Linked DNA regions of Homo sapiens: region 1 is linked to region 2. The links are chromatin loops, found by intact Hi-C in ENCODE. Cell type or tissue: CD4-positive, alpha-beta T cell. All regions are shown on one strand. Links, peaks and the distances in the headings refer to the core of each region. The heading gives the core; the rest is flanking DNA.

What was found. Hi-C counts contacts between places; a loop is a spot of excess contacts. Peaks named below come from ENCODE experiments on the same cell type or tissue, not always from the same donor. Only the 100,000 strongest peaks of a DNase experiment are listed, where the experiment ranks them.
Region 1: a loop joins it to region 2, with 9 times the contacts of the local background. A loop is called at or near these places in 2 of 110 quality-filtered maps.

What each region holds. Positions count from the first base shown.
Region 1 is chr16:30,472,983-30,488,225 of GRCh38, forward strand. It overlaps ITGAL (integrin subunit alpha L), which reads left to right. Exons shown (of 31, transcript NM_002209.3): 2 at 1,214-1,316; 3 at 2,324-2,418; 4 at 2,531-2,598; 5 at 6,109-6,226; 6 at 6,349-6,479; 7 at 8,457-8,602; 8 at 10,845-10,977; 9 at 11,131-11,281. It also overlaps the pseudogene RNU7-61P. Among named protein-coding and RNA genes, the nearest start is that of ITGAL, 7.9 kb to the left of the region's middle. In CD4-positive, alpha-beta T cell, for the core only: no CTCF peak of the experiment used is centred there; a DNase peak (open chromatin) is centred at 9,569; H3K27ac peaks cover 420 bases.
Region 2 is chr16:30,591,341-30,601,664 of GRCh38, forward strand. No RefSeq gene overlaps it. Among named protein-coding and RNA genes, the nearest start is that of ZNF785, 11 kb to the left of the region's middle. In CD4-positive, alpha-beta T cell, for the core only: a CTCF peak has its summit at 7,009 (motif pointing left); a DNase peak (open chromatin) is centred at 6,991.

The sequences.
Region 1 (15,243 bases), core at 4,591-12,590, 120 kb before region 2:
AGCTGCCCCCTAAAAGTGGGATTGGCCTTAGGGATATGGGGCCCAGGGATCTTGGAAGGAGAAAGGGGAGAGTGGGGAAATAAAAGAAACAAATAAGCAAGGGGTGGAGGCAAAGACAGAGAAGGGAGCATAAGAAGGGGCAGTGGGTTCTTTAAAAAGACAGATAGGGCCAGGCGCGGTGGCTCACGCCTGTAATCCCAGCACTTTAGGAGGCTAAAGTGGGCAGATTACTTGAGGTCAGGAATTTAAGACAGACTGGCCAACATGGCAAAACCTCGTCTCTACTAAAAATACAATAAAATTAGCTTGGCGTGGTGGCACAGGCCTGTAATCCCAGCTACTCGGGAGGCTGAGGCATGAGAATCATTTCATCCCATGAGGCAGAGGTTGCAGTGAGCCAAGCTCGTGCCAATGCACTCCAGCCTGGGTGACAGAGCAAGACTCTGTCTCTTAAACAACAAACAAACAAAAGGCAGATAGTTATTGAGTAGCTAGAGCTGGGAGGAGGGTGCTGGGTTCTGGGGCCACCTCTGCGCGTTTTAGGCAAGTCCTTTCCCCTTTCCAGCCCCACACCCTTCATCTAAACAAATGAAGGCCCAGCCTCCATGACATTCTAGGATGCTCTGAACTAAACTCCATGCGGGGAGAGAAAGCAGGGCGGAAAGGACAGCTGGGTGTGCCAGGGCGCCTGGGCAGGCTGACTGAGGGGGAAGGGAGCTGGGATCTACAGATGCTCCGAAAGACTGGCCCGGTGGGGTGGGGAGGCAGCCCCCCAGGGATCAGGGGAGCTACAATCTGAGACTGTGGGAGGAGGCGCCTGGGCCCCATGACCGCAGGAGAAGTGGGTGGCAGAGGCGCACCCGGCTCGGGGGCATCCCCATCTTGGCCTCTGCCTGAGAACTTGGTCACCCTCTGCCTTGGGGCCCCTTGGGTCTGCTCCTCTCTCTGGAGCCTCTAACTTCTCATCCTTCCTTTTTTGCAGAGAGGCCAAACGGGAAGTTGTATCCTCAGGCCCTGGGAAGAGCTTTCAGAGCTCTAGGGGGGCCGGGAGTTGCTCCTTCCATATTCCCAGAAGTCAACGCCCTGGAGGGGAAGCGCAGGGTGCGGGTGGCCTGGGGAGCGACATCCGGGTGGGCCTGGGATCGGCCACCTGCTGGGCACGTGCAGGGGCGGGGGTCCCTCGGTCGCAGCTGACGACCCTTGCCTTCCTCAGCGCCGGCCTCGAGCTACAACCTGGACGTGCGGGGCGCGCGGAGCTTCTCCCCACCGCGCGCCGGGAGGCACTTTGGATACCGCGTCCTGCAGGTCGGAAACGGGTGAGCTGTGCCCCACAAGTCCTCCTCCTGATGCCCGCCCTGGGGCAGCCCCCGAGGCGGTGGCCGCCTCCCCGACCCTCGCCTGGGCTAGTCGGTGGCACGAGGCAGCTCTCCAGGGGTTCCCGTCTGGAGGAGCCTGTGGTGGGAATCCTCAGAGACAGGAGTGAGGGATCAAAAAGCGGGATACACGCGATCAGGGAGGCCATGGAAGTGCAGAACAGGGAAGGATCCCAGCCCCAAAACACTTCGCATTGCCCAGTAGGTTCCTGACACTCCCTTACTCCCCTGCGAGCGCCTGGAAGCCAGGAGTCTGTTCTCTCTTCCTAACCCTTCTTAGATACGCCACCGCCCAGCACACAGTAGGTAAGCCATGAATGGCTTTTGAATCAAGGATTGAATGAATGTACTTATCATGAGACATTCTGGCGGATCATTCTCTGGGCCTCAGAGACTGTAAATGCAAAGGAACCTTAATTTTCTAGGATTTTAGCATTTGGAATTATTTCTCTGCGATTCTGTAGGGAAGAGATGAGGACGGAGGCATCTTCTTTTTTTTTTTTTCTTTTTTTTTTTTTTGAGAGGGAGTTTTCGCTCTTGTCGCCCAGGCTGTAGTGCAACGGTTAGATCTCACCTCTCTGCAATCTGTGCCTCCCAGGTTCAAGCCATTCTCCTGCCTCAGCCTCCCAAATAGATGGGATTACAGGCATGCACCACCATGCTGGGCTAATTGTTGTATTTTTAGTAGAGACGGGGTTTCACCATATTGGCCAGGCTGGTCTCAAGTTCCTGACCTCAGGTGATCCACCGACATCGGCCTCCCAAAGTACTTTGGCCTCATGCGAAAGTTACAGGCATGAGCCACCCCACCTGGCCAGAGGCACCTTCTTGAAGGGGAATGGCTGCAGTGCTTGGAGAAATGAGACAGGAGATCTGAACCTCCTTAGCAGGCAGGAGTAGATGGGTACAGATCTGGGCCACTCCCTCTCACAGGTGAGATTTCTCACCAGGGTCATCGTGGGAGCTCCAGGGGAGGGGAACAGCACAGGAAGCCTCTATCAGTGCCAGTCGGGCACAGGACACTGCCTGCCAGTCACCCTGAGAGGTGAGTAACTGGGGGGTGAGCTGGGAGGAATGGGATCTTGGGGAAACTGAGGCTGGCCCCAGCCCACCTAGACTGCCTGAGCTCCTCCAGACCAACCTTCTGGTGCCTACAGGTTCCAACTATACCTCCAAGTACTTGGGAATGACCTTGGCAACAGACCCCACAGATGGAAGCATTTTGGTAAGAATTTTGTGCAGTGGTGTTATCAGAGCCTGTGAAGCTCAATTCAAGTAATGAGAGAAGAAAAGAAGAAGAATGTGGATAAAAGTTCCCACAGATGGTCAAAGGCATCAGAGTCAATTAGTGTTTATTGAGAACCAATGATGAACCAGCCTTTTTTTTTTTTTTTTTTTTTTTTTTGAGACAAGGTCTCATTCTATTATTCTATTGCCCAGGCTGGAGTGCAGTGGCGTGATCACAGCTCATTGTAGCCTCAACCTCCCTGCACTCAAGTAATCCTCCCACCTCAGCCTCCCAATTAGCTGGGACTATAGGCGCATGCTACCATGCCCAGCTAATTTTTATATTTTTTGTAGACAGAGAGTGTCACCATGTTGCCCAGACTGGTCTTGAGCTCAAGAATCCTCCTGCCTCTAATCCCAGCACTTGGGAGGCCGAGGCAGGCGGATCACGAGGTCAGGAGATCGAGACCATCCTGGCTAACACGGTGAAACCCCCATCTCTACTAAAAACACAAAAAATCAGCCGGGCATGGTCGCGGGCGCCTGTAGTCCCAGCTACGCAGGAGGCTGAGGCAGGAGAATGGTGTGAACCCGGGAGGCGGAGCTTGCAGTGAGCCGAGATCATGCCACTGCACTCCAGCCTGGGCGGCAGAGTGAAATTCCGTTTCAAAAAAAAAAAAAGAATCTTCCTGCCTCAGCTTCCAAAGTGCTGGGATTACAGGTGTGAGCCACCACACCCAGCAGAGCCAGCTATTTTCAATAACTTAACCTCACTTTTCTTCCAAATATGAAATATCTGTGATCATTGATATGCAATATGATTTTTAGTGGTATACAAACTTTTAATGTTTTCATGGTTATAAATTTAATGGCTTATTAGAAAAAAATATATGACAAGCACATCAAATTTATAATTTCTTACATCATATTGCTTAGGAAGAGGCTGAAGTTAAACAAAAATTTAAAGGAAAATATTAAGAAAATAATAGTATGCTCATATGGCAGATATTGTGAAGTATTACACAAATGCCTAAAGTTTAGGAAACACTGCTTTTTTTTTTTTTTTTGAGACAGAGTTTCACTCTTGTCACCCAGGCTGGAGTGCAGTGGCATGATCTCAGTTCACTGCAACCTCCGCCTCCTGAGTTCAAACGATTCTCCTGCCTCAGCCTCCGGAGTAGCTGGGATTACAGGCGTGTGCCACCATGCCTTGGCTAATTTTTGTATTTTTAGTAGAGATGGGGTTTCGCCATGTTGGCCAGGCTGGTCTCGTACTCCTGACCTGAGGTGATCTGCCCGCCTCGGCCTCCCAAAATGCTGGGATTACAGGCATGAGCTACCACACCTGGTCACTTTATTTCTTTTAAACCCTCAAGACACTCCGGTGAGATAGGGATCAGTGTACACATTTCACACACGAGGAAACAGGACCAAAGGGTTAAGAGACTTGACCAAGGTCACATGGTTGCAAAGTGGTAGAGTCAGGATTTGAATAAAATTCTCATTTGATCCCAAGTTCATTGCTCTCTCCAACTTATCCCAGCCAGCATCCTTCTGTGTGAGAGATAGAAGACTGAGTGAAATATTCATCCAGTATTTAAGTAGAGCTTGTTTATTTAGCTACTATTATAGCCAGGCATTGGGCGAGGTTCTGACAGGGGAAGGGGAGTGAGATACAAAGTTGATGAGGCCGGGCTGGTGGCTCACATCTGTAATCCCAGCACTTTGGGAAGCCAAAGCTGGAGGATTGCTTGAGGCCAGGAGTTCAAGACCAGCCTGGTCAATCCTGTCCCTACAAAAAAAAAAAAAATGTTTTTTTCATTAGCTGGGCATGGTGGCACACACGTGTAGTCCCAGCTACTTGGGAGGATCAGTTGAGGCCAGGAGTTCAAGGCTGCAGTGAGCTTGATCATACCACTACACTACAGCCAGGGAGACAGAGTGAGACCTGTGTCTAAAAAGAACAAAAACAAAACAAAGCAAAAAGATGACCATGATACAAGCCCAGACTTTGAAGAAATTGCAATCTGGCAGGAAAGGGTCATAAATGAAAGAAATGACTTTGGGAGGCCGAGACAGGTGGATCGCTTGAGCCTAGGAGTTTAAGACTGGCCTGGGCAACATGGCAAAATGCCATCTCTACAAAAAAAAAAAATAGCCAGGCATGGTGGCGTGTGCCTGTAGTCCCAGCTATTTGGGAGGCTGAGGTAGGAGAATCACCTGAGCCCAGGAAGTTGAGGCTGCAGTGAGCCATGATTGTCCCACTGCACTCCAGCCTGGGTGATGGGAGTGAGACCTGAAAAGAAAGAAAGCAAGGAAAGAAAGCAAGAAAGCAAAGAAAGGAAAGAAAGAAAGGACGGAGGGAGGGAGGGAAGGAAGGAAGGGGAGAGGAGGAGAGAGAGATAGGAAGGAAGGAAGAAGAAAAAGAAAGATGAAGGAAGGAAGGAGAAGGAAGGAAGGAAAGAAAGAAAAGGCTGGGTGCAGTGGCTCACTCCTGTAATCCCAGCACTTTGGGAGGCCGAGGTGGGCAGACACAAGGTCAGGAGTTTGAGACCATCCTGGCCAATATGGTGAAACCCCGTCTCTACTAAAAGTACAAAAATTAACTGGGCGTGGTGGTGGGCACCTGTAGTCCCAGCTACTGAGGAGGTTGAGGCAGGAGAATCACTTGAACCCGGGAAGCAGAGGTTGCAGTGAGCCAAGATCGCACCACTGCACTCCAGACTGGGTGACAAAGCGAGACTCCGTCAAAAAAAAAAAAGAAAGAAAGAAAAAGAAAGAAAGTGGGGGGCGGAGGGGAGGGGAGAGGAAGGGAAAAAGAAAGAAAGAGGCATGGCCGGGCGCGGTGGCTCATGCCTGTAATCCCAGCACTTTGGGAGGCCGAGGCAGGCAGATCACGAGGTTGGGAGATCAAGACCATCCTGGCTAACACGGTGAAACCCCGTCTCTGCTAAAAATACAAAAAATTAGCCGGGTGTAGTGGCGGGTGCCTGTAGTCCCAGCTACTCAGAAGGCTGAGGCAGGAGAATGGCGTGAACCCGGGAGGCGAAGCTTGCAGTGAGCCGAGATCATGCCATGCAGTCCAGCCTAGGCGATAGAGCGAAGACTCCATCTCAAAAAAAAAAAAAAAAAAGAAAGAAAGAAAGAGGCACTGTATATTCTGGGAATCTTGATAATTTGATTTGGCTGGAACACAGAAAAAGAGATTGGGACTAGGAGAAGATGGACCTGGAAATGTGGGGTCGTGCCCAGTGTAAGCCCAGATAAGGAGTCCAGACTCACCACCAGTCCTACAGGCGGTGAGCATCCATTGGCATAGAGCATTGGTAGGATGGGAGGGATGGACAGTAGAGACTGTGGAGGCGGACATTCCTTGCCTTGGTAACCAGTTGGATAGAGGAAGTGAGAAAGAGGACAAGGACTCTGAACGTTCCTAGTTTTGGTTGATGTTGCCCAAAAGACACATAGCAAATAGGAGACCCAAATCTTTGGCCTTTGCTTTCTTTAGGCCTGTGACCCTGGGCTGTCTCGAACGTGTGACCAGAACACCTATCTGAGTGGCCTGTGTTACCTCTTCCGCCAGAATCTGCAGGGTCCCATGCTGCAGGGGCGCCCTGGTTTTCAGGGTAAGGAACTGGGGACTCATTGGGTAAAAATACCTCCAAATGGCTGTCCCTAGAGAGAACCAGCATGGGCAGGTCAAACACCAGAGATGCTTCACTGGGTCCCTTGCGTCTGGCTTCTGCAGAATGTATCAAGGGCAACGTAGACCTGGTATTTCTGTTTGATGGTTCGATGAGCTTGCAGCCAGATGAATTTCAGAAAATTCTGGACTTCATGAAGGATGTGATGAAGAAACTCAGCAACACTTCGTACCAGGTAAAAAAGTTAGTTAGGATTCTTGGTTGCATGCAATAGATGCCTACCTGAACTGACTTAAACCATGAAAGGAAATGTTAGTATGTGGAATCCTCAGAGCCTATGGGCATGGCTATAACTGGGCCTCTGGAAGGGACAAGAACCAGGGAGTAGAAAGCTTCTAGGAGTCTCTCTAGTTCTCATTTCCTTTTTTTTTTTTTTTTTTTTTTTTTTTTTGAGATGGAGTTTTGCTCTTGTTGCCCAGGCTGGAGTGCAATGGCACAATCTCGACTCACTGCCTCCCAGGTTCAAGCAAGTCACCTGCCTCAGCCTCCCAAGTAGCTGGTATTACAGGCAACTGCCACTACACCCAGCTGATTTTTGTATTTTTAGTAGAGATGGTGTTTCACCATGTTGCCAGGCTGGTCTTGAACTCCTGACCTTGTGATCTGCCCACCTTGGCCTCCCAAAGTGCTGGGATTACAGGCGTGAGCCACCGTGCACAGCCATTTTTTCTTTTTGAGACAGGGTCTCACTGTGTCCCCAAGGCTGGAATCATGGTGGCACGATCATAGCTCACTGTAGCCTCAAACTCCTGGGCTCAAATGATCCTCCCAACTAGCTGGGACTACCCATGTGCACCACTGTGCGTGGCTAATTTTTAAATTTTCTGTAGAGATGGTTTATCATTGTGTTGCCCAGACTGGTCCCAAACTCCTGGATCTCTCAAGAGATCCTCCTGCCTTGGCCTCCCAAAGTGCTGGGATTACAGGCATGAGCCACTGTGCCCAGCTAGTTCTCATTTCTGTTTCTTTTTGCGTCTTTGCTTCCTTCTTCTCTTTTCTCAGTCTCCGTAGACTGGCTCCCTTAGCGCCTTTAGACCACATAGACCTATGGAAAGCTCCTAAGTTCATGTGTTAAAGTTCCAAGAGGGTTTTTTACCTTCCCCTCAACCAACACCTCCCTTTGCAAATTTCCAGTTCTCAGAGAAGAGGTTCTGGCTGGCGTAGCTTCAGTCAGGTGTTGATCCCCGGCCCAGCCAACTGTATCTAGTTAAGCAGCGTCACTCAGCAGAAATATGGCTGCTGGAACCCATCCCTATCAGTGACATAGGTGGACCCAGAAAACAGGAGCTCAACACACAGTGTTACATGAGGGAGCAAGGTTTATTTCATTTTATTTCTGTGTTTATTTGTATATTGCCTCATTTTCAAAAGAATTATCTGAGGCAAGGATGTGGAGTTGGGTTGCCCAGGTCCTGCATAAGAAGAGATTGAGCCAGGCATAGTGGCTCACACCTGTAATCCCAGCACATTGGGAGGCTTAGCCGGGAGGATCACTTGAAGCCAGGAGTTCGAGACCAGCCTAGGCAACATAGCAAGACCCCATTTCTACAAAAAATAAAAACTAGCCAAGTGTGGTGGCACGTGCCTGAAGTCCCAGCTACTTCGGAGGCTGACGAGGGAGGATGGCTCGAGCCTGGGAGGCTGAGGCTGCAGTGAGCTATGATTGTGACCGTGCACTCCAGCCTGGGAGACAGAACAAGACCCTGTTTTGAAAAAGAAGAAGTAGAGTTTGGGGCTGGGCACGGTGGCTCATGCCTGTAATCCTAGCACTTTGGGAGGCTGAGGCAGGTGGATCACCTGAGGTGAGGAGTTCGAGACCAGCCTGGCCAATATGGTGAAACACCGTCTCTACTAAAAACACACACACACACACACACACACACACACACACACACACCACACACACACAAATATTCGGGTGTGGTGGCACGTGCCTGTAATCGCAGCTACTTGGGAGGCTGAGGCATGAAAATCGCTGGAACCCGGGAGGCAGAGGTTGCAGTGAGCCAAGATTGTGCCAGTGCACTCCAGCCTGGGCAACAAGAGCGAAACTCCATCTAAAAAAAAAAAAAAAAAAAAAAGAAGTAGAGTTTGGAACAGACAAATGGAAAGGGATATATAACTGAATGTCATTTCTTCCTTCCTTTTCTAGTTTGCTGCTGTTCAGTTTTCCACAAGCTACAAAACAGAATTTGATTTCTCAGATTATGTTAAACGGAAGGACCCTGATGCTCTGCTGAAGCATGTAAAGCACATGTTGCTGTTGACCAATACCTTTGGTGCCATCAATTATGTCGCGTGAGTTCCCTTTTGCAGGAGAGCACGTGTCCTGTGATTTGTTCTGGGTGATCTACCCACTTCCAGCTGCAGGGCATGGGAACTCAGTAGGTAGGTACAGCAAGGGGCAGTTTATTGTCTGAATTGAAGTGGAACAATTTTACTGCAGATTCTTTTGGTTGTACGTAACAGAAATCTACTCTGTACTAATTAAATCCAAGAGAAAGTCTAAGCCAGGTGCACAGTCTGTAATCCCAGGGCTTTGGGAAGCTGAGGCAGGAGGATCTTTTGAGCCCAGAAGTTTTTGTTTGTTTGTTTGGTTTTTGGTTTTTGTTTTTGTTTTTTGAGATGGAGTTTCGCTCTTGTTGCCCAGGCTGTAGTGCAATGGCATGATCTCGGCTCACTGCAACCTCCACCTCCCAGGTTCAAGCCATTCTCCTGCCTCCGCCTTTCAAGTAGCTGGGATTACAGACCTGTGCCACCACGCCTGGCTAATTTTTTTTGTATTTTTAGTAGAGATAGGCTTTCACCATGTTGGCCAGGCTGGACTCAAACTCCTGACCTCAGGTGATCCACCTGCCTCACCCTCCCAAAGTGCTGGGATTACAGGTGTGAGTCACCACACCTGGCCTATGAGCCAGGAGTTTGAAGCTGCAGTGAGCTATGATCACACCATTGCACTCCAGCCTGGACAACAGAGCAAGATCTTAACTCTAAGAAATTAAAAATAAATTAAAAAAGAAGAGCCAGGACACCAATGTGGCCGGAGAGAAATAAGTGAGGGGGGAAAATAGTAGGTGATGAGGTCAGAGAGATCATGAGGGTCTGGATGGGTTAGTGACTTGGAGACCATAGTGAGGACTTTGGCTTTCCTCTGAGTAAGATGAGAAGTCATTAGAGGTTTTGAGTAGAGGAGTGATGATCTATGTTTTTTAAAAGATCCCTCTGGCTGCAGGGTTGATATTAGACTGTAGAGGGGGCAAGGGCGGGTGGAAGTGATAGGGCCAGTTAGAAGGCTACTGAAAAATCCAGATGAGAGACAATGGTTGTATAAACCAGGGTGGAAATCCATGAACAGGACCCGCAATAGGCCCATGTCTGTGTGGATGGAGATTGGAGAAGCATTTTGCATCCAAGATAGAACCAGAGGTCTTGACAGCAGGTGTTCATGGGTAAGACGGTTCACACCTTGCTGCTGTTCCAGCAAGAGCTATGGCCAACCCAACTTGCTCAGAGGAAGGCTGTGGGCAAAACAGGAATTTTCTTTTTCTTTTTTTTTTAGAGTCAAGGTCTCACTCTGTTGCCCAGGCTGGAGCGCAGTGACGTGATCCTAGCTCACTGCAGCCTCAAACTCCTGGGCTCAAGCGATCCTCCTGTCTCAGCCTCCTGAGTAGTTGGGACTACAATCACACACCACCATGCCTGGCTAATTGTTTTCATCTTTGTAGAGTTGGAGTCTCGCTATGTTGCCCAGAATGGTCTGGAACTCCCAGGGCAGAAATTTTTAGCCTTGGCCCATCTGGTGTTCAGTTCTCCCTTCTTTATTTTATTTTTTTAATTTTTTTGAGGGTGGAGGATTTTAGCAAAAAACAGAAAGCCTGCTAGACAAATTCTAAAAGAGCTGTAACACTAGTTCTCCCTCCTTCATCTCACATGCACAACCGCCTCCTTTGTGCTGGGAGCCAGAGATACAGCAACAAATCCAACATGGTCCTTTCCTTGAGGAACTCATGGTTTAGGGGGAAAATTGACAGAGAAATGAGTCACGGTAATTCACTAGGTTCACTGCTATGGTAGAGATCCGGAGGCAGCCTGTGGACTATGGGAAGGCAGAGGAGGTGCTGGAAGAGCTTGCTCTGGAAGAGTGACTCCCCAGTTTTCTTCAGCTGTAGGACCCTCTCTTCCACATTGAAATCTCACTTGGATCAATATCTGTAGCTGATTAAAGAGTGGTGGCCATGTGGTTGCAATGGAGGGTAGGAAGCCCAGAGTCATTCCTCACAAAACCTCCTCCTCCTGTCCATGGGCTCTGGGACACCCTCTGGACTGCCCAGGATGCAGTGTGAGGACCACTGGTCCAGAAGGAAAGGGGTGGCAGCAAAGAGGTTTAGAGGTGACTGCTGCAGGCTTGGAATCCCGGCCTGGGAGATCCAGGAAGGGCTTTTGCGTAACCAGCATGGAGGTGACTTGATGAGCAGGTGGGGAAAGAGACCTCAGGCCCTAGTTTGGGGGAGTCTCTCATCTCCTCCTTTCCTGGACACAGGACAGAGGTGTTCCGGGAGGAGCTGGGGGCCCGGCCAGATGCCACCAAAGTGCTTATCATCATCACGGATGGGGAGGCCACTGACAGTGGCAACATCGATGCGGCCAAAGACATCATCCGCTACATCATCGGGGTAGGGCCCCTGCTGCTTCCTGCATCATATCTTCCCTCTCCTCTTTCTGAACCCCAAGCCCCTTTCTCCCTGGGGCCAGACTCTTGTGAAAATAATAGCAAACTGGACTGAGGTTTGGGGGATTTCAGCTCTTCACTCTCCACTCCCTCACAGATTGGAAAGCATTTTCAGACCAAGGAGAGTCAGGAGACCCTCCACAAATTTGCATCAAAACCCGCGAGCGAGTTTGTGAAAATTCTGGACACATTTGAGAAGCTGAAAGATCTATTCACTGAGCTGCAGAAGAAGATCTATGTCATTGAGGGTGAGTGGCAGGCCCTGGGAGAGGGCTCGGGAGTCTGCATAAAGAAATTCCCCTGGGACATCAGGCCGGGCTTGGTGGCTCACACCTGTAATCCCAGCACTTTGGGAGGCCGAGGCAGGTGGATCAATTGAGCTCAGGAGTTTGAGACCAGCCTGGGCAACATGGCAAAACCCCATCTATACTAAAAATACAAAAAATAGCCAGGTGTGGTGGTGGGTGCCTGTAATCCCACTACTCAGGAGGCTGAGGCGCAAGAATCGCTTGAACTCAGGAGGCAGAGGTTGCAGTGAGCCAAGATCGCACCACACTGCACTCCAGCCTGGGTGGCAGAGGAAGACTCCATTTCAAAAAATAAAAAACAAAAAACAAAAATGGCCGGACGCGGTGGCTCACACCTGTAATCCCAGCACTTTGGGAGGCTGAGGTGGGCAGATCACCTGAGGTCAGGAGTTCGAGACCAGCCTGGCCAACATGGCGAAACCCCGTCTCTACTAAAAATACAAAAATTAGCTGGGCTTGGTGGTGCATGCCTGTAATCCCAGCTACTCAGGGGGCTGAGGCAGGAGAATCGCTTGAACCCAGGAGGCGGAGGTTGTAGTGAGCTGAGATGTGCCATTGCACTCCAGCCTGGGCAACACAGCAAGACTCAGTCTCAAACAAAACAAAACAAAACAAAAAAACAAAAAAAAACCTCCCCTGGGACATCCTATTAGAAACACAAAGAATAATAAGCACTTACTGAATATCTGATCTTGTGCCAAGGGCTTGCCTAAATAAAACAGACCTTTAGAAGGAATTTAGGAGAGGGCCATTTGAGAGCAGCCTCTGTGATCTTTCTTTCTCTTCCTTCTTTCTCTCCTTCCTTCCTTCCTCCCTTCCTTCCCTTTCCCTCTCCTCCCCTCCCCTCTCCTCCCCTCTCCTCCCCCCTTCCTCTCCCCTCCTCTTCTCTTCTTTTCTCTTCTCTCTTTTCTTTTTTTTTTTGAGACAGAGTCTTGCTCTGTTGCCCAGGCTGGAGTGCAGTGGCGCAGTCTCTGCTCACTGCAAGCTCCACTTCCCAGGCTCACGCCATTCTCCTGCCTCAGCCTCCCGAGCAGCTGGGACTACAGGCGCCAGCCACCACGCCTGGCTAATTTTTGTATTTTTAGTAGAGACAGGGTTTCATCGTGTTAGCCAGGATGATCTCGATCTGACCTCGTGACCTGCCCGCCTTGGCCTCCCAAAGTGCTGGGATTACAGGCGTGAGCCACTGCGCCCAGCCTCTTTTCTTTTTTGCTTTTCTTTCACAGGGTCTCACTCTGTCACCCAGGCTGGGGTACAGTGGCATGATCACAGCTCACTGCAGCCTTGACCTTCCAGGCTCAGGTGATCCTCCCACGTAGCTGGGACTACAGGTGTGTGATACCACACCTGGCTAATTTTTTTTTTTTTTTTTGTATTTTTTGTATTTTTTGTAGAGGCAGGGATCTCGCTATGTTGCCTGGGCTGGTCTCGAATTCCTGGCCCCAAGCAATCTGCCCACCTCGGCCTCCTAAAGTGCTAGGATTACAGGCGTGAGCCACTGCACCCGGCCCTCTCTGATATTTCTTTCTGAAATTCCATCTTCTCTTGGAGCTCAGGTTGATCTAGGACTGACCTATGTCTTGCTGGTGTGATCTGAGCCCCGCAGAGTGAATGTAATTCCTCCCCCTTCTTGCTCAACTGTCTTGCTGTCACTTATCCAAGGCTCCACATTACTTCAGAAGGGCAGGCTGGCAGGGGCCAGTGTGAAGAACCCACAAGTCTTCTTTCCTGGCCTAGAATAAGAGAAGATTTATATTGTGGTCACCAGATGGAGGACTGGTTATGGAGGGCATTTCCCCAGGAAGCTTACTTGACTGAAAGATATGTGATTCCTACAGGAAAGTCTCCTTTGCTAGGACACAGCCTTGGTGTTCGGTTCAGTTAAAGAAGCAATGGGCTGAGCGTGGTGGCTCACGCTTGTCATCCCAACACTCTGGGAGGCTGAGGCAGGCGGATCACTTGAGGTCACCCAGCTACTTGGGAGGCTAAAGTAGGAGAATCGCTTGAACCCAGGAGGCAGAGGTTGCAGTGAGCTGAGATTGTGACACTGTACTCCAGCCTGGGTGACAAGAGCAAAACTGTCTCAAAAAAAAAAAAAAAATCAGCAGCAATGGTCCAGCCTGGGCAGCATAGCAAGAAGCCATGTCTAAATAATTAATAAAAATGAAAAGTGATTTTTTAAAAAAAAGTTTTTAAAAAAAACTCACTCTCAACTGGCTTTTAAGCTGAGATATGAAAGATGAGATTCAAACAGCAATGTGAGAAAGGTGGAATGAGGGCAGAGAGAAGCACAGGTGCAAGCCCAGGGGCGGGGAAAGGGCTCGGCATGCCAGGAAAATGGAAAAAGTTCAGTGTGACCGAAGCGCAGTGAGGAAGGGAGAGAGAAGGTTGGCAGGGAGGTAAGGGTCTTCCAGGCCCTCAGAAAGAGTTTGGATTTCAGTGTGAAGATCGATGAGAAATCATGAAGGAGTTTTTTGTTGTTGTTGTTTTGAGACAGGGACTCACTCTGTTGCCCAGACTGGAGTGCAGTAGTGCGATCACGGCTCACTGCAGCCTCAAACTCCTGGGCTCAAGCAGTCCTCCCACCTTGACCTCCTGAGTAGCTGGGACTACAGATACACACCACCACACCTGGCTAATTTTTAAATTTTTTGTAGAGACAAGAGTTTCTTAGCCAGGCGTGGTGGCGGGCGCCTGTAGTCCCAGCTACTCGGGAGGCTGAGGCAGGAGAATGGCGTGAATCCTGGAGGTGGAGTTCACAGTGAGCCAAGATTGTGCCACCGCCCTCCAGCCTGGGCGACAGAGTGAGACTCCGTCTCAAAAAAAAAAAAAAAAAAAAAAGAGTTTCTACTATATTGCCTAAGCAGGTCTTGAACTCCTGGGCTCAAGCAATCTTCCTGCTTCAGCCTCACATAGTGCTGGGATTACAGGCATGAGCCACTACGCCCGGCCGAGACAGAGTTTCTACTATATTGCCCAGCCTGATCTTTAACTCCTGGGCTCAAGCAAGTCTTCTGCCTCAGCCTCACAAAGTGTTGGGATTACAGGCGTGAGCCACTGTGCCCAGCCCATGAAGAGGTTTTTTGTTTTGTTTTGTTTTGTTTTTTGAGACAGTCTTGCTCTGTCACCAGGCTGGAGTGCAGTGGTGTGATCTTGGCTCACTGCAACCTCAGCCTCCTCGGTTCAAGCGATTCTCCTGCCTCAGCCTCCCAAGTAGCTAGTAGTACAGGCGCCTGCCACCACACCCAGATAAATTTTTTGTATTTTTAGTAGAGACGGGGTTTCACCATATTGGCCAGGCTGGTCTTGAACTCCTAACCTCAGGTAATCTGCCCGCCTTGGCCTCCCAAAGTGCTAGGATTACAGGTGTGAGCCACTGTGCCTGGCTTTTTTTTTTTTCAAGACAGAGTTTCACTGTGTCAGCCAGGCTGGAGAGCAGTGGTGCGATCTTGGCTCACTGCAACCTCCAGTTGTTTTTGAGCCTCCCAGCCTCGAGCAATTCTCCTGCCTCAGCCTCCCAAGTAGCTGGGATTACAGGCATGTCCCACCATGCCTAGCTAATTTTTGTACTTTTAGTAGAGATAGGGTTTCACCATGCTGGTCAGGCTGGTCTCAAACTCCTGACCTCAGGTAATCTGCTTGCCTTGGCCTCCCAAAGTGCTGGGATTACAGGCATGAGCCACCACGCACAGCCAGTGAAGAGTTCTTAAGGAGAAGCTATATAAGCCAGGCACGGTGGTGCATACCAGTAGTCCCAGCTACTTGGGATGCTGAGGCAGGAGGATCTCTTCAGCCTAGGAGTTTGAGACTGTAGTGAGCTATGATCACACCACTGCACTCCAGCCTGGGCAACACAGCAAGACCCTGTCTCAAAAAAAAAAAAAAGAAAAAGGGTGTATTTC
Region 2 (10,324 bases), core at 2,325-10,324:
ATGCTGGGATTACAGGTGTGAACCGCTGCACCCAGCCCACCATCTCATTTTATTAAAGGGAAATTAAAGCACAAGGAAATACAGACCATGACTGACAGGTTAGAGCCACTAGATTTCTGTCTGCAGCCACAGATCTTCCTTCCCAGGCATCCACTGCCTGCAGCTAGAGAGTCTAGTCTGTGTTCCTCACAACACCATTATCAGATGGGGTCCCTCAGATGGTGAGATGCACAAGCCACTGGCATGTCACTTAGACTCTGCCCAATTTGGACAAATTTTATCAAACTCTGGTTGTGTTTCATTTGCTGGTTCATTATAAGGATATTACAAAGGATATAGATGAAGAGATGTAGTGGGTGAGATATGGGGGAAAGGGAGCAGAGATTCCATGCCCTCCCTAGGTATGCATGCTACCCCTCTAGGAACCTCCACATGTTCACCTATCTGGAAGCTTTTATTTTTTTTTTTTGAGACGGAGTTTCGCTCTTGTTGCGAGGCTGGAGTGCAATGGCATAATCTCGGCTCACTGTAACCTCCACCTCCTGGGTTCAAGCAATTCTTCGGCCTCAGCCTCCCGTGTAGCTAGGATTACAGGCGCACGCCACCATGCCTAGCTAATTTTTGTACTTTTAGTATAGACAGGATTTCACCATGTTGGCCAGGCTGGTCTTGAACTCCTGACCTCAGGTGTGCCACCCTCCTTGGCCTCCCAAACTGCTAGGATTACAGGCGTGAGCCACCGTGCCCGGCCGGGACTGCCTTTTAAAGTTATTTTGATATTGGACAATGCCCCTGGCCACCCAGAACCCCATGAATTCAACACCTTTGGTGGTGAAGTGGCCTACTTACCCCCAAACACAACACTTCCAATTCAGCCTATAGATCAAGTTGTCATAAAGATCTTTAAGGCTCATTACACATGGTACTCTATGGAAAGGATGGTCAACCCTATGGAAGAGAACCCCATCATGAAAGTCTGGAAGGATTACACCACTGAAGACACCATCGTTGTTATAGAAAAAGCTGTGAAAGCCATCAAACCTGAAACAGATTCCTACAGGAGAAAACTGTATCCAATAGTGCGACTACTAGAGAAAACTATGCCCAGATACTAGGTGTTACTTCATAGGAAATTATGACAAGAGCCAATCAAGGAAATCACGAAAGAGACTGTGAATATGGCAAAAAAAAAAAAAAAAAAAAAAAAAAAAAAAATTTAGGGGGTGAAGGATTTCAAGACATGGATTTTGGAGAAACTGAAGAGCTAATAGACACCATACCAGAGGAATTAGAATACAACTTGGTAGAGATGAGTGCTTCTGAACCAGTGCCAGATGATAAGGAAGATGGAAAGGGGCAGTGCCAGAAAACAAATTGACATTAGACAATCTGGCAGGAGGGTTTCCGTCATTTAAGACTGCTTTTGACTTCTTTTATGACTTAGACCCTTCTAAGATATGGGCACTGAAACTAAAGCAAACAGTAGAAGAAGGATTGGTACTGTATAGAAATATGTCTAGAGAAATGAAAAAGCAAAAAAAGTCATTTTTTGATGTACTTATGATGTATTATGAAATTATGATGTATTTCCAGAAATTATGATGTATTTCCATAAAGTTGCACCAGTGTGCCTGCCTCTTCTGCTCCCCCTTCGCCCTTCTCCACCTCTTCTGCCTCTGCCACCCTTGAAACAGCAAGACCAACCCTTCCTCCTCTTCTTCCTCAGACTGCTCAACATGAAGATGATGATGATGAAGAGTTTTATGATGATCCACTTCCACTTAATGAATAGTAAATATATTTTCTCTTCCTTATGATTTTCTTAATAACATTTTCTTTTCTCTAGCTTACTTTATGATAAGAATACACTACATAAGCCAGGCGTGGTGGCATGCGCCTGTAGTCCCGGCTACTCAGGAGGCTGAGGCAGGAAGATCACTTGAGCTGAGGAGTTTCGGGCTGCAGTTGAGCTATGATCACGTCACTGCACTCCAACCTTCGTGACAGAGCAAGACCCATCTCTAAATTAAAAAAAGAAAAAAGGTGGGGGGAGAGAGTACAGTATATGATATATATGACATACAAAATATGTTTTTGTTTTTTTCTTTTTGAGACAGGGTCTGGCTCTGTCACCCAGGCTGGAGTGCAGTGGCTACCATCCTGGCAACCTCTGCCTCCTGAGCTCAAGCCATCCTCCTACATTAGCCTCCCAAGTAGCTGGGAATACAGGTACATGCCACCATGCTTGGCTAATTTTTTAATTTTTTGTAGAAGCGGGGTTTCACCTTGTTGTCCAGGCTGGTCTCGAACTCCTGAGCTCAAGCAGTCCTCTCGCCTCAGCCTCCCAAAGTGCTGGGATTACAGGCGTAAGCCCAAAAAAGTATATATGTATTTAAATATTTACTATCTGATTTTTTTTTTTTAGGACAAGGTCTGGCTCTGTCACCCAGGCTGGAGTGCAGTGGTGAGATCTCGGCTCACTGCAACCTCCACCTCCCAAGCTCAAGCAATCCTCCTGGCTCAGCCTCAGCTGGGATTACAGGCATGCGCCATGGCACCCAACCCCAAAACATGTTTTAATTGACTATTTATGTTATTGGTAAGGCTTCCAGTCAACAGTAGTTAAGTTTTGGGGAGTCAAAAGTTAGTGGAGGCCGGGTATGGTGGCTAATGCCTGTAATCCTAGCACTTTGGGAGGCCGAGGTGGATGGATCACCTGAGGTCAGGAGTTCGAGACCAGCCTGGCCGGTATGGTAAAACCCTGTCTCTACTAAAAATACAAAAATTAGCCAGGCTTGGTGGCACATGCCTGTAATCCCAGCTACTCGGCAGGCTGAGGCACAGGAATTGCCTGAACGCAGGTGTAAGAGATTGCAGTCAGCCGAGATTGTGCCACTTCACTCCAGCCAGGGCCAAACAGCAAAACTCCATCTCAAAAAAAAAAAAAAAAAAAGGCAGAATAGATGTTACTAGAGGCTAGAAAGGGAAGGGTAGGGGCAAGGGTGGGATAGGGAAAAATTTGTTAATGGACATAAAATTATTAGCTATATTGGAGGAATAAGTTCTAGTGTTTTATAGCACCGTAGGATGACTATAGTTAACAATAATATACTATATATTTTCAAATAGCTAGAAGAGAAGATATTGAATGTTCCTAACACAAAGAAATAATAAATGTTTTAAATGATGGGTATGTTAATTGCCCCGATTTGATCACTACACATCATATGTATAGAAACATCACCACATACCCCATATTTATGTATAGTTATTATGTATGAATTAAGAAGAATAATGGACCCCAAAGATTTCACATCCTAATCTGCAAAACCTTTGATTGTGTTACCTTATATTAGCAAATAGGACTTCGCAGATGTGATTAAACTAAGGATTTTGAGTTAGGAACACTAACCTGTTGAGTCTAATGTAATCACAATGGTCCTTATAAAAGGGAGGCAAGAGGGTAAAAGTCTGAGAAGGATATGTGACAACAAAAGCAGAGGTGGAGTGATGCAGTTGCTGGAGAGGGGCCACTAGCCAAGGAATGCAGGCAGCCTCTAGAAGCTGGAAAAGGCAAGAAACAGATTCTCCCTAGAGCCTCTAGAAAAGGAATGCAGCCCTGCCAACACCTTGATTGTCCCATAAGACCTATTTTCAGACTTTAGACCTGAAGAACTATAAGACGATAAATTTGTGTTGTTTTCAGCCACCAGTTTCTAGTAATTTCTTACAGTAACAAATGAACACAGATAACATTGTTGAGGAGCATTTCTGAGTTTGTCAACTACTCTATTGATGTGGGAGCACTCTCCCAGCTCTGAACTCAAGAAAGTCTAAAAAGAAGTAGGACTCAGAGACATTATGCTGAATAAAAGAAGCTTTAGACAAAAAAAAAAAAAAAAAAAAATACACACTGTATGATTCCAATTATATGAAGTTTTATAACAGGGAACACTAATTAGAATAGTAGTTGTCTCTGGTGGGGTGGGAATGGGAATTGACTAGGAAGGGGCATAAGGCAACTTTCTTTCTTTTCTTTTCTTTTTTTTTTTTTGAGACAGAATCTCACTCTGTCGCCAGGCTGGAGTACAGCGGCAGAATCTCAGCTCACTGCAATCTTTGACTCCCTGGTTCAAGCGCTTCTCCTGCCTGAGCCTCCCTAGTAGCTGGGATTATGGGCACATGCCACCATGCCCAGCTAATTTTTGTATTTTTAGTAGAGACGGGGTTTCACCATATTGGCCAGGATGGTCTCGAACTCCTGACCTCGTGATCTGCCTGCCTCAGCCTCCCAAACTACTGGGATTACAGGCATGAGCCACTGTACCCAGCCACATGAGGCAACTTTCTAGGATGATGGTAATGTTATGTATTTGGATAGGGGTTTCAGTTACAGATGTATACGTCTTTGTCAACACTCAGCAAATATACACTTAAAGTTTGTGCATTTTATGTACTTTTAACTCAAAAAATATATAAAACAAACGTGGAGCTCTAGTTAATGATATGCATGTTGAAATGTTTACGGGTGAAGTGTACTGATTTCAGCAATTTTTTTTACATGCACCCAAAAACAAAGTGTACTGGTAGAGTAACTGATAGTTACATGATAAAGCAGATACACTAAATGTTAGTGATAGAATCTAGGTGGTGAGTATATGGGTATTCTCTGTAAAAGTCCTTCAACTTTACTGTGTCTTTCAAAACTTTTAAAATGAATGGTGGCTGGGTGCAGTGGCTCACACCTGTACTCCTAGCACTTTGGGAGTCTGAGGCAGGTGGATCGCCTAAGGTCAGGAGTTTGAGACCAGCCTGGCCAACATTGTGAAACTCCATCTCTACTAAAAATACAAAAATTAGCTGGGCATGGTAGCTCATGCCTGTAATCCCAGCTACTCTGGGAGGCTGAGGCCCGAGAATCGCTTGAACCTGGGAAGTGAAGGTTGTAGTGAGCCAAGATCGCACCATTGCACTCCAGCCTGGGCAATGGAGTGAGACTTCATCTCAAAAGAAAAAAAAAAGCAAAACCACTATTGAGAATGAAAAGACACTCCACAGAATGGGAGAAAATATTTGTAAATCATGTGTCTAATAAGGGATTAATATTCAGAATTTATAAATAACTCCGGTAACTCAACAACCACTAAAAAATAAAAACCCAATTTAAAAGCAGGCAAAGAGGCTGGGCACGGTGGCTCACACTGTCATCCCAGCACTTTGGGAGGCCAAGACAGGCAGATCACTTGAGGCCAGAAATTCGAGACCAGCCTAGCCAACAGAGATGATGAAACTCCATTTCTGCTAAAAATACAAAAATTAGCCGGCATTGTGGCACAGACCTGTAATCCCAGCTACTCAGGAGGCTAAGGCATGAAAATCACTTGAGCCTGGGAGGTGGAGGGTGCAGTGAGCCAAAATGGCACCACAGCATTCCAACCTGGGCAACAGAGCAAGACACCACTCAAAAAAAGAATTAAAAAAAAAAAAGATGAAAGCAGGCATAGGATTTATATAGACATTTCTCCAAAGAAGATATACAGATGAGCTGGGCGTGGTGACTCACGCCTGTAATCCCAGCACTTTGGGAGGCTGAGGCAGGTGAATCACCTGAGATCAGGAGTTCAAGACCAGCCTGGCCAACATGGTGAAACCCCATCTCTACTAAAAATACAAAAAAAAAAAAAAATTAGCCGGGCGTGGTGGCGCACGCCTGTAATCCTAGCTACTTGGGAGGCTGAGGCAGGAGAATTGCTTGAACCTAGGAGACAGAGGTTGCAGTGAGCCGAGATCTTGCCGTTGCACTCCAGCCTGGGCAACAGAGTAAGACTCTATCTCAAAAATAATAAATGAATAAACACACAAACAAACAAATAATAAATAATTATCACTTTTTTGCATTTTCCCAATTTCTTTACTGATTATTTTTGGGATTTGGAAAAAACATAAGGCCGGGCGAGGTGGCCCACACCTGTAATCCCAGCACTCTAGGAAGCCAAGGCAGGAGGATTGCTTGAGCCCAGGAGTTCGAGACCAGCCTGGGCAACATGGAGAAACCTCATCCCTACAAAGAATACAAAAAAATTAGTTGGGTGTGGTGGCACATGCCTGTGGTCCCAACTACTCAGGAGGCTGAAGCAGGAGGATCACTTGAGCTCAGGGAAGTAGAAGCTGCAGTGAGCCATGATCACACAACTGCACTCCAGCCTGGGCCACAGAGCAAGACTCTTTCTTGCTGGGAAGGAATTCTCACATGTACGCACTAGCAGAAGCCACAAGCGGCACCAGGAAGACTAGAAGAATGCGGGGCATGAAAGCTAAGTTACAAGAGAGCTTAAGTAGGAAAACTAAGGTATGTAAGATAAAAATTGAAGCACTGATTTGTTAACTAGGTCATCAGTTATCTTAAAGGACAGTCTTAGAATAATTGCATGGCAGCTGACTTTACAGTCACCCAGATATGTGATCCTGGACAAGTTATTTATTTTTTTTTAAATTTTTTGAGATGGAGTTTTGCTCTTGTTGCCCAGGCTGGAGTGCAATGGCGCAATCTCGGCTCATTGCAACCTTTGCCTCCCGGGTTCAAGTGATTCTCCTGCCTCAGCCTCCCAAGTAGTTGAGATTACAGGCATGTGCCACCATGCCTGGCTATGTTTTTGCATTTAGTAGAGACGGGATTTCACCATGTTGGTCAGACCGGTCTCGAACTCCTGACCTCAGGTGATCCACCCGCCTCGGCCTCCCAAAGTGCTGGGATTATAGGCGTGCACCCTGTGCCCGGTCGACAAGCTATTTAATGTCACTGTGCCTCTGTTTCCTCATCTGGTCAAGGAAAACAATACCTACAGTCAGATCTGGAATTTGAGGCTGCCCTACTTATAGGTTAATAAATGGGTCTGTTATTGTTTCATGGATGCTGTCAGAAAACAGAGACAAAAGACCTTACTGTTCAGGGCACAACAAGCAGCATGAGCATGCCTGCATTGGTTCCCTTCTGCCCCCTGCAGGGGCAATGTGGGATGTGCCCAGATGGATGCTAGACACACAGTGAGTTGCATCATAGGGGAGGAACAGGAAGCTCCTGCTGTTTTTTTCCTTTTTAAAGATGGGATTTGGCTGGGAGCGGTGGCTCACGCCTGTAATCCCAGCACTTTGGGAGGCCAAGGCAGGCAGATCACCTGAGGTCAGGAGTTCGAGACCAGCCTGACCAACATGGTGAAACCCTGTCTCTACAAAAATACTAAAATTAGCTGGGCATGGTGGCAGGTGAGTGTAATCCCAGCTACTTGGGAGGCTGAGGCAGGAAAGTTGCTTGAACCCAGGAGGTGGAGGTTGCAGTGAGCCAAGATCACGCCACTGCACTCCAGCCTGGGTGACAAGAGTGAGACTCCTTCTCTAAATAAATACATAAATAAATAAGATGGGGTCTTGCTATGTTGGCCAGGGTAGTCTCAAACTCCTGGCCTCAAGCAATCCTCCTGCCTTGGCCACCAAAAGTTCTGGGATTACAGTTGTGAGCCACCATGCCCAGCCATCTGCTGTTTTATAGTAAGCAGTAAGGAAGCTGCTCTTTGTCCTGGATGCAGACATTACCTCTCCCTCAAGGTTTGCTTGCTGCCAACACTCCTGAGAATTGTTCTGGGTAATGAGTGGCAAGGGCTTTGCTTATTTATTTTTATTTATTGGTTATACTTACATTTATGGTTTATTAAAGCAAAACGACACAGATTTAAAATCATCAAAGGGATAAGGTACATGGGACAAAATCCGGATGCAACCGGGCACAAACTTTCAGGTGTCTACTCCCAGTGGGGTATCACAGGGACGTGCTTTTTTCTCCCTGCAATGATTTTTGACAACAGGTGCTGATTGTTCCCAAACAGAGAAGTTCACCCAAGCTTTAGGGTGCAGGGTTTTTTTGTTTGTTTGTTTTGGTTTTTTGTTTGTTTGTTTGTTTGTTTAGATAGTCTTACTTTTGTTGCCCAGGCTGGAGAGCAATGGTGCGATCTCAGCTTACTGCAACCTCCACCTCCCAGGTTCAAGCAATTCTCCTGCCTCAGCCTCCCAAGTAGCTGGGATTACAGGTGTGTGCCACCACCTGGCTAATTTTGTATTTTTAGTAGAGACGGGGTTTCACCACGTTGGCCAGGCTGGTCTCAAACTCCTGACCACAGGTGATCCACCCACCTCGCGCTCCCAAAGTGCTGGGATTACAGACGTGAGCCACCGCGCCCGGCCATGTGTGGGGTTTTTATTGGGGATTAGTCACATAGGCTTGGAGTGTCCATACTACTGATCTCTGCTACTCAGACCCCAGAGCAAAAAACAATGTTCACTATAAATCACACTTAGGATAAACTTATTTGTTCAGACTGGTACAGCATGATGGCATGCTGTATGCCAAGACCTCTGGCATACAAAAACACTAATCAAATAAAATATTCCACGGGCTCAGAAGTTATTTCCCAGGAGCAGACCAAATGCCAGTTCTAAAGATGAGCTTTCTTTGGAATGTGCAGGGTTTGAACAACCTACACCTCCTGAGTTAACCCATTCCTACACACACCTGATCCCATGAGTCCATTGTACCTGGTAAACTAAATTTTGTATCTCTTAGAATTAAAATTAGTTTAGGTCCAATGTCAACAAATCTCTGGAAACTCTAGTTACTTCCCCTTCTCTGATGCTCACAGTAGCAGTAGTCTACATTCACTGAACCCACTTGTTTATTCTTTGGCCCACTGCAGTATTAATAGACACTTGACTGAGCTTTCATGATGTGCCATGTACTGAGTTAAGCACTTTATATACATTCCAATCTAATGTGCTTGCTAAATGGCTGCAGGTACACTTGGAAAAGGCTAGAAGCTCTACAGCATGTTTTTGTCAGTGTAGAACTGACATCAAGTCCTTCATCAAGGGAACCCAGCCTCCCCAGATCTAGAGAAGGGGAGACTCTAGATCTGTGAATAGGCTCAAGTCTGAGAATCTGTTGAAGGCAGGGACTTGCAATTTTTGCCAACTCAACAAGATGTGAAGGCAGGACTTGCCGAGATGGATCGGAAGTCAACATGAGTGGGCACGCTGGTCAATTTGGAGTCACAGCAGGGAGACTCATGGAGGAGTGTCTGTTAACACCTACTTTATAGAGTTCTTGTGAACATTGGATTGGAATGTATATAAAGTGCCTAACACAGTACATGGAACATCATAAAAGCTCAGTCAAGTGGCTATTAATATTGCAGTAGGCCAAAGAATAAACAGAAGTGGATTCAGGCCAGGTGCAGTGGCTCACACCTGTAATCCCAGCAGTTTGGGAAGCTGAGGCAGGCAGATCACTTGAGGTCAGGAGTTTGAGAACAGCCTGGCCAACATGGTGAAACCCCGTCTCTACTAAAAATACAAAAATTAGCTGGGTGTGATAGCATACACCTGCAGTCTCAGCTACTCAGGAGGCTGAGGCACAGAATCACTTGAACCTGGGAGGAGGTGGAGGCTGCAGTGAGCAGAGATCGTGCCACTGCACTCCAGCCTGGGTGACAGAGTGAGGCTCCAGCTCAAAAAAAGAAAGAAAAGAAAAAAGTGGATTCAGTGAATGTAGGCTACTGCTTCAAGGCATTTAGCTGAAAATAATAGGGATCAAGAGAAAAGTTCTTTTTTATTGTTTTAAAGGCAGATCTTAGCATGCTTATAGGCTGGAGTGTCTTTGGGACAAGAAAGGGAATCTGAAACCATAAAACTAGGAGACGAGAAAGTAGGAATAATAGAGCAAAGTCCCTGAGGGGCAGAAGGGGATGAAACCCAGGCCCAGCTGTGTTGCTGAACATTGTATATCCAGGACTTGCTGAGATGGATCAGAAGTAAATATGAGTGGGCACACTGGTCAATTTGGAGTAATGGCAGGGAGCAGAATGTTAAAGAAGCTCCTATTTGACCCCTTGTATTTTCCTAGTGAAAGCGGAGGTATTTACTGGTTAAAAATATATGGAATGGGCAGGGAGCAGTGGCTCACACCTGAATTCCCAGCACTTTGGGAGGCTGAGGCAGGTGGATCATGAAGTCAGGAGATCGAGACCATCCTGGCTAACATGGTGAAATCCTGTCTCAACTAAAAATACCAAAGATCAGCCGGGTGTGGTGGCAGGCACCTGTAGTCCCAGCTACCAGGGAGGCTGAGGCAGGAGAATCACTTGAACCCAGGAGGAGGAGGTTGCAGTGAGCTGAGATCACGCCACTGCATTCCAGCCTGGGCGACAAAGCAAGACTCCATCTCAAAAAAAAAAAAAAAATATATATATATATATGGAATGCTTCTCTGGGCACACTG